2 separate regions of the Homo sapiens genome follow, and region 2 is linked to region 1. A link is an interaction called in ENCODE POLR2A ChIA-PET data of the cell type or tissue named here. Cell type or tissue: GM12878. All regions are shown on one strand. Each heading gives the region's core, and the rest is flanking DNA. Links, peaks and the distances in the headings are about the cores only.

Region 1 (9,735 bases), core at 1,736-9,735:
GTGGCTGGCTGAAGCACCAGCCATCTCTTGCTTTAACAGGGCTTTCCTAACTTCACAGTATGGTTATTTCTGAATGACAGTCTTATCCACAGAGTCATGGTAGTCAAAGGTTATAAAGGCAAAGCCCCTTTTCTTGCCACTGACTCGGTCAGTCATGATTTCAATCACTTCAATTTTTCCATACTGTTCAAAATAATCTCTTAGGTGCTGTTCTTCAGTGTCTTTTTTTTTTTTTTTTTTTGAGACGGAGTTTCACTCTGTCGCCCAGGCTGGAGTGCAATGGTGCAATCTCGGCTCACCACAACCTCCGCTTCCCAGGTTCAAGCGATTCTCCTGCCTCAGCCTCCCGGAGTAGCTGGGATTACAGGCATGCGCCACCACACCCGGCTAATTTTGTATTTTTAGTAGAGACTGGGTTTCTCCATGTTGGTCAGACTGGTCTTGAACTCCCGACCTCAGGTGATCCGCCCACCTTAGCCTCCCAAAGTGCTGGGATTATAGGCGTGAGCCACTGGGCCAGGCCCTGTGTCTTCTTTAATGCCACCAACAAATATCTTTTTCACAGTTAAGTGGGCACTGGGTCTTTGAGAATCTTCTCTTGAGACAGCTCTCTGTTTCCACAGCTCTTTCATCCACCTTGCGTGGCCTTGCATTCACGGCTGCATCCACTGCCTCCACAGGGGCATATGTGACAAACCCTAAGCCCCTGGAGCGCTTGGTGCTTGGATCTCTCATTACCACACAGTCTGTGAGCGTTCCCCATTGCTCAAAATGGCTCCTCAGGCTCTCATTCCAAGCTCAACCCTCCAGTGAAGAGCTTCCTCTGCTGTTCTGGTTCTTTAGGAAACTCCGCCTTAGACATGATGGCAGGGGGAAGAGAGACTTTAACGATGCTCCCTCCGTGGGGTTCATGAGCCTAATAAATAGGTATTTTCTACTTTGTATTTTTTTTTTTCTTAAATAAGTAAAATGGTGACCAGGCACGGTGGCTCATGCCTGTAATCCCAGCATTTTGGGAGGCTGAGGAGTGTGGATCACCTGAGGTCGGGAGTTCGAGGCCAGCCTGACCAAAGTGGAGGAACCCCATCTCTACTAAAAATACAAAAGTAGCCAGGCGTGGTGGTGCATGACTACTCCCAGCTACTCCAGAGGCTGAGGCAGGAGAATCGCTTGAACCCAGGAGGTGGAGGTTGCTGTGAGCCAAGATCGCGCCATTGCACCCAGCCTGGGCAACAAGAGCAAAACTCTGTCTCAAAAAAAAAAAAAAAGAAGTAAAATGTTTTTTTCACCTTGTATGTGTGATAATTTAAATTTCTCAAATATTTGTAGATGTTTTCCATTTAATTCTATTGTATGTGATTTCTTCTTTCTTCTGGTTTTCATTTATATAGTAGCATTTCTTTGAGTGCTTAATGTTTGTTACTGTGAGCTGCTCAATTTTCTTAGAAAATAATTTGTGAGTTATTGAGGTACCTTCCTCCAGAGAAGATTTGTATTTGTTTCTTCCACGCACCTGGGGCCTGCCTACTCAACTTAGAGTAATAGCTTGAGGCTTTTATGAACCTGTTTTGGCTGTAGATCATCACAAGTCAGTCTTTCAGTGACAGTATTTTTTAGTACTTAGTTCTACTTAGTTCCACAGGAACTTTTTGTGCAGTACCCTGAGGATGAATGGATATGCTGGTTTTCATCTCCACCTAAAGGGTCCAAGCTTTATTGGGAGAATGGTCTCCAATGGGATTCTCCAAGCCCTCGGCTTTACCTTGTCTCTGGAACCATTGTGAAGCCCAAGCTGCAGTTCACCAGGTTGAGCAAATGCCCTTAGGGCAAAGTGATCTCAGGGCCATAGCATCAAACAACCCCAAGAGCATCATTTAGGTGAATAGAATCCAAATGGTGCCTCCTGGTGTTGTACACCTGGACAGTGTTGTCCACTTACCTGTCTGGATTCCTTCTTCACTTCTCTTTGACCTAATAATTTCTTTCTTTCTTGCCCATGCTCAATGCTTCTAAGAGGTTTAAGATTTTTTTTAATTCAGCCTTTTTAATTGTTTCCAGTGGGAGGTGCAGTGTGAATTCCTAGCCTGCCATATACCTGGAAACAGAGCTCTCAAAACTCAACTTGATATACCCTACGATTTATAAAAATATCTGATAGCCCAATTTGTTCAATTCATAATTACCTTTTTTTTTCTGGCACCAAAGCTTTAATTAGGAATAGTTTGATGGAATCAGAAAGAATCCATAATCCGTGGTACTTAACTCTTCCCTCAATGAATATTGCTAACAAATGTATGGATTTACATTGAAATACCAAAGTAGCTCAAAGATCTCATAGTGACCACAATTTTTAAAATAGTGACCACATTTTAAAATGTTTCTCAGAAAATGAGTATGTTAAACCAAAATCATGTGTGTCACTTGCATGGAAAGTGCTGTGTCTCCATAGTTACACTAAAACATAACAAGTACAAAGGGGAAATGTCTCTTGGTGGTTGATAAGCTAAACGGAAGTGAGTCTTGTTCTACTATAATACTAGAAATGTTTTTAAACTTTCGCTCAAGGATGGAGGGTTTCATATCCTTCTGTATTACCCCTTGCTAAAACATAAGTAAGCATAGTTATGGAAAAAACACATGGGCAGTCATTGCTAAGACTCAGTGTATTGATGTCGTGTAGAAAAACATGATACAGAGATCTGTTTTTGTGGTTTATTTAATTGTCTTTGTTGTTTATAGTATTTGCTCTGAAGTATAACTCTATAAAATTTTAACAAAGACAAAGACAATCTGTCTTAGCCCAATATTAGCCCTATTCCCCACTTGGGAAAAAGTATTTTATAACACATATCAAATCAGCCTTGGAGACCATAGCATCCAATTATGCCTAGAGTGTACTAGATATTCGATAAGTGTTTGTTGAGTCAATTACTTAATGGACAATATATAATGGGTTGTTGTAAATAAAGCAGAGCAGTGACTAAAATGTTGACTTGGTCATATTGTGGGAGCATTAAAGAAGGAAAACGCCTGGGATTCAATGCCCATTCTAGGGCTGTCTGGTGCTATGGCTCTGGGTAATCCATAACCACCCGGGGCCCCAGTTTCTTCATTACTTGCCCTGTTCTTTGGTCAGACTGCACAGTCACTCCCTGTACATGCAGCATAATTTCCCAGTTCAGGGTCCTTGTCCTTATGGTTATCTAAAATGCCCTTGCCCCATCCGCTGTATGACTAAACCTATCTAGTCATGATATCCTACTTCTTTTAATCCTTCTAGTATAAATACTCTCCCACCAAGCTTCCTTGACACCACCCTGACTAGAAGCTAACTTTTCCTCTGAGCTTTTTGAATAGCATCTTTTTTCTTTTAACTCAAATGGTGTCATTTTTAATACTTTATAGCTTATATTATGATCTTTTATGTAGATATCCATACTATACTGCTTCTTTGCTAGACTGAATGTTCATAAGGGTAGAACCCATGCTTGCTATATTTTTGTAGTTCTCCATAACACCTAGCAAAATACATTAAAGATTATATGTGCTCAGTAAATATCTGTTGAATCTGAATATAGAGCATAATAATGCTTTTAATGCTTTCCTTTCTCTCTTTTCTTTCTTTCTCTTTCTTTTCTTTAATCTTTCTTTTATTTTCTCTTTCTTTCTCTTCCTTTCTTTTCCTTTCCTTTTCTTTCCTTTCCTTTCTTTTCTTTTCTTTCTTTTTGATAGGCTCTCATTCTGTCGCCCAGGCTGGGGTGCAGTGGCGCGATCTTGGCTCACTGCAACCTCCACCTCCTGGGTTCAAGTGATTCTCCTGCCTCAGCCTCCCCAGTAGCTGGGATTACAGGTGCCTGCCACAACACCCAGCTGTTTTTTGTATTTTTAGTAGAGACAGGGTTTCACCATGTTGGCAGGCTGGTCTCAAACTTCTAGTCTCAAGTGATCTGCTTGCCTTGGCCTCCCAAAGTGCTGGGATTACAGGCATGAGTCACTGCACCCCGTCCAATAATAATGCTTTTGTTTTCTTTTCTTTCTTTTTTTTTTTTTTTTTTGAGGCAGAGTTTTGCTCTGTCCCCCAGCTGGAGTGCGGTGGTGGGATCTCGGCTCACTGCAACCTCTGCCTCCCGGGTTCAAGTGATTCCCCTGCCTCAGCCTCCTGGGTAGCTGGGACTACAGGCATGCGCCACATGCCCGGCTAATTTTTTCTTCTTATTTTAGTAGAGACGGGGTTTCACCACGTTGGCCAGAATGGCCTCTATCTCCTGACCTCCTCGTGATCCACCTGCCTCAGCCTCCCAAAGTGCTGGGATTACAGGCATGAGCCACTGCACCTGGCCCCAGTAATGCTTTTCTTGCTGATGATAGAGGGCTGCATCAAATTATAGCTTGAGGCCATTTATACCTTGTAGACCAATGATTGTGGAGCATTAATGGGGAATGCTGGATATAAATAAGGAAAATTGCATAAGCTATTTATCCATTAGTGGGAGAAGAAAAGAAAATACTTGGGTGGATCAGATCCCATTTCAAAGCAGAGATGAAAGTGAAATTGAAGCAAGAGTAGAAAGCAACAAGAGCAGCATAGGTTGGTTATTCTATTTTGGTCATTTAAGAAAGTTCTTTTCTCAACTGCCTGTTTTTAGACTATGCATACCTGTGTATAGCTAACATAGTATGTACATAGTTTTGACAGATTCCCTGAGGACTTGAGCCAGAAGATGAATTGCATCTTTAGAATATGGTCAATAATTTCACAGACATAGTGTTGAGTGAAAGAAAACAAATACAATACATGCTGTCTGATTCTATTAATATGAAGTTCAAAAACAGGCAAAACTAAATTGTGGTGATAAAAGTCAAAACAGTGGTTATCCCTAGAGGGTGCTGACTAGTATAGGGCACAGAGATTCTTCAGAGGTGCTAGTAACAATCTATATGTTGAACTGAGTGGTGTTACATGATACATACACATGTAAAAATATTTTGAGTTGTCCACTTAGAAGTTATGCACTTTGGCCAGGCTCGGTGGCTCGCGCCTGTAATCCCAGCACTTTGGGAGGCCGAGGCAGGCGCATCACCTGAGGTCAGGAGTTCGAGACTAGCCTGGCCAACATGGTGAAACCCCATCTCTACTAAAAATACAAAAATCACCCGGGCGTGGGGGTGGGCGCCTATAATCCCAGTTACTCAGGAGGCTGAGGCAGGAGAATTGTTTGAACCTGGGAGGCAGAGGTTGCAGTGAGCTTCCGAGATTGTGCCAATGCACTCCAACCTGGGCAACAAGAGCAAGACTCCATCTTAAAATAAAATAAAAAAAAAAGGCCAGGCACGGTGGCTCATGCCTATAATCCCAGCACTTTGGGAGGCCGAGGAGGGCAGATTACATGAGGTCAGGAGTTTGAGACCAGCCTGGCCAACATGGTGAAACACAGTCTCTACTAAAAATACAAAAATTAGCCAGGCGTGGTGGCAGGCGCCTGTAATCCCAGCTACTCGGGAGGCTGAGGCAGGAGAATTTCTTGAGCCTGGGAGGCGGAGGTTGCAGTGAGCCGAGACTGTGTCACTGCACTCCAGCCTGGCTAACAGAGCGAGACTCTGTCTAAAAAAAAAAAAAAAAAAAAGTTGTGCACTTTACTGTAGGTAAGTTATATCTCAATTTAAAAAAAGAATCCAAATTGCCTTCTGTATCCCTGATGAACACGTAAAGGATAGATTGGAGCTATGCAGTGTGTTTCCTGGAAAAATAAAGCAGACTTTTTAAAATTCCAGAGTTTTCTCCAGGAACCTGTGACCAGATGGCTCTTATAAATAATACATCAAAATATGGTTAGGACTAGAAGAATTCAGGATGTGTGATAAAAAGAAAACAACTAATGATCATATAGTTTACTCTTTTTGGCTTTCATTGCAATTTTCTGGAAGAGTCAGGATTGCTAATAAATGGTCGTGCAGCAAGAATGGAATAAGTCCTGCAGCATGAGGGTAATTGCTGGCTGTGAAACCTTCAATAACTTTCAGGCTTTCTGGGCACTGGATGCTTCCTCTGCTAAATGGAAAAATATTTTACCCGCTCGAAGACAGGGGAAAGGATCAAGTGATCTCTTAAGGCTCTTTCCAGCTTGTAAAATCTTTGGCTTGGCCGGGTGCAGTGGCTCATGCCTGTAATCCCAGCTCTTTGGGAGGCCAAGGTGGGCGGATCACGAGGTCAGGAGTTCGAGACCAGCCTGGCCAATATAGTGAAACCCTGTCTCTACTAAAAATACAAAAATTAGCTGGGCATGGTGGCATGAGCCTATAGTCCCAGCTACTTGGGAGGCTGAGGCAGGAGAATTGCTTGAACCCAGGAGGCAGAGGTTGCAGTGAGCTGAGATTGCACCTCTGTACTCCAGCCTGGGCAACAGAGGGAGACTCTGTCTTAAAAACAAAACAAAACAAAACAAAGACTCTTTGGCTTATGGAAATTGAAACTATAAAGAAACAACTGTGAGCCGAGTGCAGTGGCTCATGCCTGTAATACCACCGTTTTGAGAGGCTGAGGCGGGCGGATCACCCGAGGTCAGGGGTTTGAGACCAGCCTGGCCAACATGGTGAAACCCCATCTCTACTAAAAATACAAAAATTAGCCAAGCATGGTGGCGGGCACCTGTAATCCCAGCTACTCAGGAGGCTGAGATAGGAGAATCGCTTGAACCCGGGAGGCAGAGGCTGCAGTGAGCTGAGGTCGTGCCACTGCACTCCAGCCTGGGCAACAGAGCGAGACCCTGTCTCAAAAAAAAAACCTGTAATAATAAAATCTGTAAAAATATGTAATAGGCAACAAACAATGTAGGTGGCCACACCAAATAGAGATCCAGGCAGAAAACACCTTTTCAGATACAGTGAGCTACCTGAAACCATTTGCTGTTGTTCTCTTGGGATTTCCTTATCTTTCAGCAAGTTTACCTAATAATACTTAAAAAAAAAAGAAAAAGTAAAAGAAAAAAAAAGGTAAGGGAACAGTTTTAGACCCCAATCAAGGAAAGCATTAATTATATGGTGAGTTTGTCTGTTATGAGTTCACATTTGCAGAGACTAAATCCATTGCAGAAAGTGGTATTTTGTAAAATATATGAGCAGAGAAGGAGCACTAGTCTAAGTTTGGCTCAAAATCTCACAGCTAGGTGGCTAGGCGCGGTGGCTCACTCCTGTAATCCTAGCACTTTGGGAGGCTCAGGCAGGTGGATCACTTGAGCCCAGGAGTTTGAGACCAGTCTGGCTAGCATGGTGAAACCCCATCTCTTCTAAAAATATAAAAATTAGCCAAGTGTAGTGTGGCCCACTCCTGTAGTCCGAGCTACTTGAGGGCTGAGGTGGGAGGATCACTTGAACCCTGGAGGCAGAGGTTGGAGCCGAGATCGCACCATGATACTCTAGCCTGGGCGACAGAATGTGACTGTCTCAAAAACAAAAAACAAAAAAAAACCCTCACAGCTAGAAGAAACTGCATGGCATCATCTCTGCTTTCAACACCAGTAAGCAAGCGTCATCTCTTCATCTCTATTTTCCTAAAGAGGCCAGTGAGGCTCCATGAGGCTAAATGACTTGCCTATGGTCACACAACTGGGAGAAGCACAGAGTGAAGAAAAAAACAGTTCTCAGGCTTCCAGCTAGCTGTATCCTCCACTGCACCATTCTGCCCCTTGTGGTTCCTTTCGGATTGACTTGAACTCCATGGAAGAGCCAGGGAGGCCTTCCACTGTGCTTCGTTTGAAAAGCAATTGAGAAAGTGGGAAGCTGGTGGAACTGGGAGTCAGAGGACCTGAGCCCCTCCAGTTATTAGTGACTGTGACCTTGGAAAATCATTTAACTTCTCTGAGATTCAATTTCCTCATCTGAAAATAGCACCTCCCCCTGTCACTGAAGCAGAGATCAATGAAAGTATTTGATGAGAAAGTGCTGTGTAAATGGTAAACTAAACTATAGCTATTAAAATGGAGACATCTGGCCAGGGGCAGTTGCTCCTGCCTGTAATCCCAGCACTTTGGAAGGCTGAGGCGGGAGGATGAGCCCAGGAGTTTGAGACCAGCCTGGGCAGCATACTAAGACCCTGTCTTTTTTATTAAAAAAATAGATAATAGAAGATAAAATAGAGAAATTCGTGTCTACTTAGTGAATTAATGAATTAGTGATTAGAAAATAATGATACAAGAAATAGAAAATACAAAAGAAAAAAGAAAAGAATATAATGATACAAGATAAAAATGCTCAATGGATACATGTTAACAGCAGGGCTATTAGCACACATAAAATAACGAATGAACCTGTAACAGAAGCGTCCTTTGTTTATTTATCACAACAATCTAGCATAATATAATCACTTTTAATCTCTCTCAGGAACACTCCCTAATGTGTAGATTCTCGTTGTTAAAAGAACTTTTATGTGAGGACAAATGTCTCTATCTCCCTCCATACTTTGCATTATCAACCTTTTTACATTTGTGAACCCAAATGGGAAAAAAAATATTGTCCTATTGTTATTTTAATTTGCATTTTCCTGATTATAAGTGAGGTTTAGCATCTTTTCAACTTTTTATTGGAAATGTAAATTGATAAAGCTTTATGTAAGGCTAACAGACAGTACCAAGTAAAAAAAAAATTTTTTGGGGGGGTCACCCAGGCTGGAGTGCAGTTGCACAATCTTGGCTCCACTACAGCTGACAGCTCACTGCACGACTTCCCAGGTTGAAGCAATTCTCGTGCCTTAGGCTCCTGAGTAGCTGGAATTACAAGCACACACCACCATGCAGAGCTAATTTGCTATGTTGGCCAGGCTGGTCTCAAACTTCTGGACTCAAACAATCCACCTGCCTTGTCCTCCGAAGTGCTGGGATTACAGGTGTGAACCACCATGCCTGATGCTACAGTTGTGGGAAAAAAAATTTTTTTTTTAATTTTTCAGAGTTGCAAGATGAGTGAGTCCAGTTAAAGCTGAATTGATCTCATACCTGTCACTATGAGAGAAGAGAGACAGACCCTCTCATATTGTTTTATATTGTTTTATACTCAGAAAAGGATAGAGAAGCAAAACTAAAGGCAGGTAGCCTGGCACCTAGGAACCAGACCCAAAACCTAGGAACCAGACCCGAAACCAGGCCTGGGCCTGCCTGACCTAAGCCTAAAATTCGACCCCTGACCTAGCAACTGATGTTATCTATAGATTATAGAAAGACATTGTAAAACTTCCCGGTCTGTTCTGTTTCACTCTGACCACTGGTGCATGCAGCCCCTGTCACGTACCCCCTGCTTGCTCAATTGATCACAACCCTCTCACGCGGACCCCCTTAGAGTTGTGAGCTCTTAAAAGGGACAGGAATTGCTCACTCAGGGAGTTCGGCTCTTGAGACAGGAGTCCTGCCGATGCTCCTGGCCGAATAAACCTCTTCCTTCTTTAACTCGGTGTCTGAGGAGTTTTGTCTGTGGCTTGTCCTGCTACAACGAAAGTGAAGAGGGAAAAATATAGTAAAGAATCAAAATCATCTAAAATATCTATGTGTGTGTATATATGTATCTATTTGTGTGTGTGTGTGTGTGTGCGTGTGTGTGTATATATATATATATATATATATATATGTATATATGTTTTTTTTTTAAGACAGGGTCTCACTCTCTTGCCCAGGCTGGAGTGCAGTGGCTCAATCTTGGCTCACTACAGCCTCAACCTCCCCAGGCTCAGGTGATCCTCCCACCTCAGTC
Region 2 (9,735 bases), core at 1-8,000, 200 kb before region 1:
CATATGTTTTTACTCGCTCAACATTCCTGTGACACTGTTATTATTCATATTCTAATTTAATTTAAATTAAAAATATTATAACATGCACATGATAAAAAGGTCAAACTAACAGAATATACAGTGAAAATAAGTCACCTTCTGACCTTTGATCCTCAGTTTCCCTTCCCCAGATGTCCTTCTAGAGATTATCTTTGCATAAACAATATATATGTTATCATGCCCATTTCACAGATGAGGCACCAAGGCTCAGCCTGTCCAGGATGACACAGCTGGTAAGCAGCAGAACAGGGAGTCTAGGCTTTCAACTCCATTCCCCATGATCCTCCCACCATGCCATATTCTCTGGGAAGCTCTATAACATTAACTTTTAAGCTTTGCCCACTCTGGATGGTGGAATTGTTTTAAGTCAGTTCAAAAAAATACATGGAGCCTTAATGTCCCTGGCAATGCCCTCCACTGCTGCCTCTTTTTGTCTATAGCTTAAAGCCATATCTCCCTACCTCCTTCCTGCCTTTGATAAGGTGAGACCTGTGGCCTGACACCAGCTATGGATGACTGAGCTCCCAGGATCTTAGGCTTGGACCTGAAGAGTACTGGCAGATCTTTTGCTGAGAGCCCAGGGAGGACTTGGTGGACTCCATAGTGCACTCAGGCTCCAGCTCAGGAACCTGGGGGGCTGGCATGCCTACATAGTACAGAGGACCCCTAGGCACTCTTTCTCTTAAGAGTAGGCATTTTCCTCTGGAGCAGGGGGCAGGAGTAGTTTACTCTTGCAAAGACCCCATGCATGATACTTTTGTGTTCCTGGGGCTTCTATTATCACTTTTTTCTATATGAGGGTGTTATGGATCCCAGATCTCCTCTTAGTGGTAAATAATCTCTTTTTTTTACCCACCTAGGGTTGTGGATACCCCCTGGCTGGGCTTCATGGAGAAATCTTCTCTGATCACCAACCTGAATCCCAGAGTAGCCTCCATCTTAGGACAGAATGAGAGGCCTTCTGTAACCAGATATAACTGGCCAGCATGGGGAAATTGATCAGGATGGGGCCGCAAGAGAGGTGGTTACTCCGGACAAAGCGGCTTCATTGGAGTCGCCTCCTCTTCTTACTGGGAATGTTGATCATCGGTTCTACTTATCAGCACCTTAGGAGACCCCGGGGCCTTTCCTCATTGTGGGCAGCAGTCTCTTCTCATCAGCCTATAAAACTGGCCAGTCGGGACCTCTCCAGTGAAGAGATGATGATGATGAGCAGCAGCCCTTCAAAACCTAGCTCCGAAATGGGGGGTAAGATGCTGGTACCCCAAGCCTCAGTGGGCAGTGATGAAGCAACACTGAGCATGACAGTGGAGAATATCCCCAGTATGCCTAAAAGAACAGCCAAGATGATCCCAACAACAACCAAGAATAATTACAGCCCAACAGCAGCAGGTACAGAAAGAAGGAAGGAAGACACCCCAACATCCAGTAGAACACTGACTTACTACACCTCAACTTCAAGCAGACAAATAGTAAAAAAGTATACCCCAACACCCAGGGGAGAAATGAAGAGCTACAGCCCAACTCAAGTGAGGGAAAAGGTGAAGTATACTCCTTCCCCACGTGGTAGAAGAGTAGGCACTTACGTGCCGTCCACATTCATGACAATGGAAACAAGCCATGCGATCACCCCCAGGACAACAGTGAAAGACAGTGACATTACAGCAACCTATAAAATACTCGAAACCAACTCTCTTAAGAGAATAATGGAGGAAACCACCCCAACCACTCTCAAGGGAATGTTTGATAGCACCCCAACTTTTCTGACACATGAGGTAGAAGCAAACGTCTTGACTTCTCCAAGGAGCGTCATGGAAAAAAACAACCTGTTTCCCCCCAGAAGAGTGGAAAGTAACAGCTCAGCCCATCCCTGGGGGTTAGTGGGAAAGAGCAACCCGAAGACTCCCCAGGGAACAGTCCTGTTGCATACCCCAGCCACCTCTGAGGGGCAGGTGACAATAAGCACCATGACAGGCAGCAGCCCAGCAGAAACCAAAGCCTTCACTGCTGCCTGGAGTCTTAGGAATCCTTCACCCAGGACCAGTGTATCAGCCATCAAAACAGCCCCAGCCATAGTCTGGAGGCTGGCAAAGAAACCTTCCACAGCACCCAGCACCTCAACAACCCCTACGGTCAGGGCAAAGCTGACCATGCAGGTCCATCACTGTGTGGTTGTGAAGCCAACCCCAGCCATGCTCACCACTCCCTCCCCAAGCCTCACAACAGCCCTGCTCCCAGAGGAGCTCAGTCCTAGTCCCTCAGTGCTGCCTCCCAGCTTGCCAGACCTCCACCCCAAGGGAGAGTACCCCCCAGATCTGTTCAGTGTGGAGGAGCGGCGGCAGGGCTGGGTGGTCCTGCACGTTTTTGGCATGATGTATGTGTTTGTGGCCTTGGCCATTGTTTGCGACGAGTACTTCGTTCCAGCCCTGGGTGTCATCACAGACAAGCTGCAGATCTCCGAGGATGTGGCAGGCGCCACATTCATGGCTGCTGGAGGCTCTGCTCCTGAGCTCTTCACCTCCCTCATCGGTGTCTTCATTTCCCACAGCAACGTGGGCATTGGTACCATTGTGGGCTCTGCTGTGTTCAACATTCTCTTTGTCATTGGCACTTGTTCCCTCTTCTCCCGAGAGATCCTCAACCTCACCTGGTGGCCCTTATTCCGTGATGTCTCCTTCTACATCCTTGACCTGATAATGCTCATCCTCTTCTTCCTGGACAGCCTCATTGCCTGGTGGGAGAGCCTGCTGCTGCTGCTGGCCTATGCCTTCTATGTGTTCACCATGAAGTGGAACAAGCATATCGAGGTCTGGGTGAAGGAGCAGCTCAGCAGGAGGCCAGTGGCCAAGGTCATGGCCTTAGAAGACCTCAGCAAGGTAAGGACAAATTGGCTCAGGTTTCTCTAGCCCCTTTGAGATGAAAGGATGTGGCGAAGCCAGGACCTGAAGAGAAGGTGCTGGATCAGACCTCAAGAGATGAATGCTCTGGTTCCCTTACTATTTATTCAACATTTATAGAGTACCTGTTCTCTGCCAGGCACTGTGCTGGGGCCTTTGTAAGCATGACATTGGCTCAACCCCTAATCACCCTATAAACTGGTTATATTATGATCCCCATTTGCAGGAGAGAAAACCGAAGCCCAAAGAAGTTAAACCACATGTTCAAGGTCACACAGCAAATAGGCAGTGGAGCCAAGATTTGAACTTGGGTTGGTGCGACCAGGTGTTTGGAAATGACATTTGAGTTGGGCTTTGGAGAATGTCCAAGAAGATGCCAGGCGAGGAAAAATGATCATCTCTTCCATGTGCATGGCGTTCAGGGTTTAGCTAGCACCCTCATTTTCATTTAATCCCATTAGTTCACATTCCAGACTTGGAGGGGCTGATGGCTTGGATGGCGTCTGAGAAGGGGGAGGGTTTTATATTTTTGTTTTGTTCTGAAAATATTAGAGAAGATGGGAGCTCTACTCACCCACTGACAAGCTAGCCCTGGGGACAGAGCCCTTCTCTCTGTGCCCGCTGGAGACCAGACACCAGGAGCACTAATCCTGGGCTTTCTCCTGACCCATAAGTTCCTTTCCAAGAACTTCTCTGCCCGCTTGAGGGACCTTCCTGTTAAATTCATTGGATGATTCAATAACCTGAAAGATTATTAATTGCAGAAGTGATCTCTGAAAATTCATTCCAAAATTTTTTGGGTTTTTTGGGTTGGGAGTAACTGGGACTACAGGCACATACCACCACACCCGGATCATTCCAAGTTTTTTGTTCCTTGAGACTCTAAAGTGAGGGTACCTTAGGGAACACGGACCCCACTTCTCTCCTGCTCCTAAAGGGTGAGTTTGGGTAAGGGTTGGCTCACAGCCTGCCTATTCCAGGTCTCAGAGAAGCCGCTGGTGTGAGCAGAATTTTGCATGCAGAGTGGAAGGACTTAGCTACTTAATCCAGAGCAGTTTTGATGAGTGAGCAGAATGGAGACCAAACTCAGCAACGTGTCTGTGAGATATTTGAGGCAAGGGAGATTAAATGCACTTCCTTTAGACTTTTTAGATAACATGTTGTTCTGGCCAAAGCACGGAATAGAGAGCCAGGAAACCTGAGTTCTAATCTGATTCTGCCTCTAATGAATTGTGTGACCATAGACAGGTCCTTTGCCCTCTCTAGGAGAAATGACAGAGTCCAACTAATCACTGAAAGGTCCTGTCTAACTCTAACATTCTATGATAATGTCTGTGTCCAAGTGAGTTCAGTTCTGTCAGGACCCAATGCAATGGTTATTTGTCTGATCTGGTCAACTGAGCTTCTATTGTGTCATTTGCAGATGATCCAAAAAAGGAAATATCCTGCCCAGGGTCATATAGCCAGCAGGTATCAGAACTGGAACAGGAACCCAGTCTCCTAACTCCCCATTCAGTGCTATTTCCCACCAGACTGTCCTCCATGAAGCCAAAGGCTTCAAAAAGAAAGAGAGGCTTAGAGCATTACAGAATTTAATACAAGGAAACAGGAACCTCCCTCCTAATGCAGGTCTTAGGGCAGGCCTTGCTAAGTTCTCAGGGGTGGCCATGAAGTCCTGGTATTCTCCTCTGAAGAAAATGCCTAATGCTTTGGTGTACAACAGGCCAGCAGTTTCCAAAGTGCCTCTGACTTGCTTCCTAGTCCCTCATAGTAATTCTGCTTTTATTTAGACTCTACAAACTCTGACCATCAAAGCAAAGCTTGCAGGACAAATGAAGCATAATCATCATTTCAAAAGAGAATACATAACCTACTGAAGGGACTCTTCAAGGGCTTTAGTAGCAACTCCTTGCCAACTAGTAAGCACAGTGATGATTACATCTCTGTTCTTATTTGTTGAAATAGATCCAGTATGAATTTTTTTAAAGAGACAGGGTCTTGTTCTGTTGCCCAGGCTGGAGTGCACTGGTGCACTCATAGCTCACTGCAGCCTAGAACTCCTGGGCTCAAGCAATCCCCACCTCAGCCTCCCTAGTAGCTGGGACTGTAGGCATGTGCTACCATGCCCAGCTAATTTTTAATATTTTGTAGAGATGGGGACCTCACCATGTTGCCCAGGCTGGTCTCAAACTCCTGGTCTTAAGTGATCCTCCCGCCTCAGCTTCCCAAACTGCTGAAGTTACAGTCATGAACCACCACACCTGGCCCCTTTAGCATTTTTTAAATGTCATCACCCCTTCAAGGATGCTTATTTCCCTTTAACCAGATCATAAGTCTGGTCACATCAGGCTTATCACTGCCACTAAATGGGGAAATAATTTTTGTGCCTCCTAAAGGGCCAAGCCCAGTGTCTTGTTCTTAGAAGAAGTTCCATAAGTATTTAGTTCAGTTTCCTCAGGTAATCCTAAAAGTTCCAGAACTCTAGTTTAGTGAGACAAAGGAGTCAGGGGTTGAGAATCCATGCTTACGGAGAGCCTATTCCATACATACATTGTCTTAACATTTCTCATAAAACCATACAAGGAATGGATTACCTTCATCTTGCAGGTGAGGAAACTGAAGCTCAGAGAGGATAATTACTCAGCCAAAGTTACACAGCTACTTGGTGATCCTTACCATTGATCATGAATCACGATATCTGGGTTTTAAGCCAGGTTCCATTGCTGACTATTCCTGTTTCCCTGGGCAAGTCAATGCAATACAACAAACCATTATTATTAAGTTAAATGAAAGCCACTGTGGGAAATAAAAAGATTGTATCCAGTAGAAGGGACAAGCCTAGAGAAAATTAACTGCAATGAAGTGAACCCTGTGCAAAGTGCTACAAAGCCACTTTGCTTTTCAAACAGGACTTAGGTTGCTCGTCTGTAAAGTGAATGGATGAGCTATGTAGAAGTTGGCAAACTTTTTCGGTAAAGGGCCAGACAGTAAATATTTTAGGATTTGCAAACCATATAGTCTCTGTCAAAGCTACTGAACTCTGTCCTTGTAGTGTGAAAGCAGCTACAGATAATAAATAAACTAATTGGAATGGCCACGTGGTATTTTAGTAAGAGCAACATACTTGCAGGTATTCTTCTTCCTGAGCAACTTGGAAACATACAATCAGCGGAGAACAATCCATTTTATTACTGGATATTCACCCACCTGATAGCTGTTGAGTTTCTGAGCTGGAGCATCTTTCACTTTACCGTTTATTCTGCCCTGAGTATCTAGAATCAGGATAATGGTGTTTTAGGAGTGATTCTAATCAGAATTTACTTAAGAATATTTCCAGAAAAAAATAAAGGACTTAGTATTTGACATAGACATATAGTAAGTATTTTAGAGTCTCACTTTTGATACTGGCTGAAAAAAATTCAAAGCTAAAAATATTTTGGACAACATCGTCAGATTGACATATATTGGTTTGAGGATGCCTTTTATGACCCCAGTAAGGAAATGGTAAATGTTTGCATAGTTATCAACACAGTCTAACTCTGAACACAGGCTGTCTCTCTGAAACTTAGTTTTCAAGTATACTTGGTTTTGAAGCTCTCAGTGTATTTGTTCTGGCCAAAAATGATAAATCTCTGACCTGCCTTGACCATGCATAGTCACAGAAAGCCAACAGACAGCAAAGCAGAGGCGCTAGGCTGGCTGAAAAGCATTATTGGTATTTGAAGGACAGCAGGGGCCCTTCTTTATACTTGACTAGATTAGCCAGGAAGCACCAGCCATCTACATGAGGTGTATGATTAGCAAGACAGTCCTGTGGAAAGCCAATGGCAAAAAGGGATGCAAAGCAGAGAAAAGAGCCTAGTTGGGGCTCCTTTGGAAGCTCCGTACCCACACTCTTCCCTCGAGAATACTCCTGGGGAAAAGTCTGCTATTCTCTCCTAAATGCACTGGGGGCTATTTTCATCCTGGAAGGACTTTTTTATTTATTTTTGAGATGAGGTATTGCCCTGTCACCCAGGCTGGAGTGCAGTGGCTCAAGCACGACTCACTACAGCCTTGACCTCCCAGACTCAGGCAGTCTCCCTCCTCAGCCTCCTGAGTAGTTGGGACTACATGTGCATGCCACCACACCCAGCTAATTTAAAAAACTTTTTGTAGAGAAGGTGGGGAGGGGGAGGATATGGAGGTGTGTCTCACTATGTTACTCAGGCTGGTCTCAAACTCCTGGCTTCAAGCAATCCTCTCACCTTGACCTCCCAAAGTGCTGGGATTACAGGTGTGAGCCACCACCACGCCTGGTCCCTGGCAGGATTTTAAAAATTAAACCAATCAACAAGACCTCAAGCAGACAAACCTGCTGCCTGTTTAGGGGCTGGTCCTCCCTTTTCTTATCAGGGTTGGCATTTATCCTAAGGGCTTCTATCAGTGACCTATAGAGCCAGCTACCTGCTTTGGAGGCAAGGGGCTGTGTGCAGGAAGCAGCCGCCGAGAACCCCCCCTGCCTCTGTGGGTCCTGCCTACACTAGACTCCAGGGAACTCACTGTGCTGCCAAAGGGCCCACTGTAGCCTGGGCTGAGGGGTTCCCTTCTTCGACTCTTTGAATAATAATCAGTTTCCCTCTAATTGTCAGGAAAAGATGGTAAGAGTTGAATGCTCAATTTTAGGGTTTCTCTTCATAAAATTTTCTTAATCTTTTGGCCAGGTGCGGTGGCTCACGCCTGTAATCCCAGCACTTTGGGAGGCCGAGGTGGGTGGATCACTTGAGGTCAGGAGTTCAAGATCAGCCTGGCCAACATGGTGAATCCTCATCTCTACTAAAAATACAAAAATTTGCCAGGCGTGGTGGCACGCATCTGTAATTGCAGTTTCTCGGGAGGCTGAGGCAGGAGAATTGCTGGAACCCAGCAGGCGGAGGTTGCAGTGAGCTGACATCATGCCACTGCACTCCGGCCTGGGCAACAGAGCAAGACTCTGTCTCAAAACAAAACTAAAACCTAACCACAATATTAAAAAAAAAAAGCTTTCAATGTTCACCTGCTAGTGGGTGCCAGCAGATGACAAAATGAATGCATGAGAAATAAACAAATATTAACAGAAAAACTCAAACATCTGATCACATCTAGTTTAACAGTTTGTTGTTTTCATGGATATGTGTAAGCTTGTAGTTGAGATTTTACATGCATTCATACAACCCAGTAATATTTTCTCCTAGTGCATATGATGGGATTCAATATGAAATTAGATATTCATGGTGTTCTACAAAGAACAGCATAATTTCTAGATGCTCTGCCACCTGAATTAATTGGAAATATGCAACCAACAGAATTTTTTTTAGTGTGGGGGAGTGGACATATGGATGAAAAACAAGTAAAATAAACTAAGATGTTAATTTCAGCATATGACAAGTACTATAAAGGAAATAAACAGGGCATGTGATAGAGAGTGATTGTAAATAATAGTGGGCCCCCTTTAGTGAGGGAGAGTGTAGGAGGTCTCTTGGAGGAGAATTTCAAGTAGAGATCTGCAGAATGAGAAGGGAAACCACCCCATAGCCAGTGACAAGAATTCCTGGAAGAGGGAACAGCATTTGCAAAAGCTCAGAGCTGGAAAAGAGAGCTTGGCACATTAGAGGAAAGAATAAAGGCCAGTGTGGTTAGTGAGTAATAGGGAGAGGGGTACAGAATACCACTGGAGAAGAGGGTGGGAGCTATTAGTTTGGTGCAAAAGTAATTGTGGTTTTTGTCATTAGTTTCGCTTTTAATGGCAAAAACCGCGATTACTTTTGTACCAGCCTAATACTCCATGCAGGGCCCTGTGCATCAGATACAGAGTTTGGATTTTATTTTATTTTTATTTTTGAGACAGAGTCTCGCTCTGTTGCTAGGCTGGAGTGCAGTGGCGCGATCTCAGCTCACTGCAACCTCCGCGTCCCAGGTTCAAGTGATTCTCCTGCCTCAGCCTCTCAAGTACCTGGGACTACAGGCACACGCCACCACACCCAGCTAATTTTTGTATTTTTAGTAGAGATGGGGTTTCACCATGTTGTCCAGGATGGTCTCGATCTCTTGACCTTGTGATCTGCCTGCCTCGGCCTCCCAAAGTTCTGGGATTACAGGTGTAAGCCATCGTGCCCAGCCTGGATTTTATTTCAAGCTCAACAAGGGAATGAAGTAATGAGAGTCCTCCCTAGCTGCTGAGTAGAGAATGAATTGTAGGTGTGCAAGAGTGGAAGCAGGGAGTCCAGTTAGGAGGCTGTTGTGGGCTGTTTATATGTATATGTATTTGTGAATGTTTTAAGACAGAATCATCTGGACTTGGTGTGAAGTGGATATGGAGGGTGAGAGAATCAGGAAAATCAAGGATGATGCTGATCTTTTTGGCTTGAGCAGCAGGGTGGATGGTAGTGGCATCCACTGAGAAAGAAGAATAAGTTTAGGGAGACACTTTGGAATAGTGAGTTTGGGTGCTTAGGTCACTTCCAAGTGGGTGTATCTGGGAGGCAGTGGCACAAATGAGTCTGAAGCCCAGGAACAAAGTCTGGGCTGGAAACAGAAAATTGTGAATCACCAACAAATGTATGGTAATTAAAATCAAGAACTGGCTGATGCTACTCTGAAAGACAGATAGTCTGGGAGTAATCCCTCAAGAACCCCAACATTCATTGAGCAAACATTCATTGAACATCTTTGTATGAGGCCTGTGGTAGGTCTGGCATATGGTGATAAATAAAGCACAGTTCCAGCTCTCAAGGAGCTTAGTCTAATGGAAGAGGTGGAGTTAATCTAGGTTTTGTGGGGC

Evidence for each region. ChIA-PET counts read pairs that join two places held together with the same protein. Peaks named below come from ENCODE experiments on the same cell type or tissue, not always from the same donor. Only the 100,000 strongest peaks of a DNase experiment are listed, where the experiment ranks them.
Region 2: POLR2A ChIA-PET joins it to region 1 with 7 read pairs; 19 of 35 experiments call an interaction of 5 or more read pairs at or near these places.

Annotation. Positions count from the first base shown.
Region 1 is chr15:65,816,643-65,826,377 of GRCh38, forward strand. All of the region lies in intron 1 of LOC105370866 (a long non-coding RNA gene), which reads left to right. It also overlaps the pseudogene HNRNPA1P44. Among named protein-coding and RNA genes, the nearest start is that of DENND4A, 29 kb to the left of the region's middle. RefSeq lists an enhancer at 4,669-4,788. In GM12878, for the core only: a CTCF peak has its summit at 7,681; a DNase peak (open chromatin) is centred at 2,459; H3K4me3 peaks cover 994 bases; H3K27ac peaks cover 4,478 bases.
Region 2 is chr15:65,623,056-65,632,790 of GRCh38, forward strand. SLC24A1 (solute carrier family 24 member 1) reads left to right here. Exons shown (of 10, transcript NM_004727.3): 2 at 900-2,915. The coding sequence starts at 1,026. LOC102723464 (a long non-coding RNA gene) reads right to left here and starts at 904. Exons shown (of 2, transcript XR_932375.3): 1 at 1-904. RefSeq lists a silencer at 8,585-8,714. In GM12878, for the core only: no CTCF peak of the experiment used is centred there; a DNase peak (open chromatin) is centred at 7,966.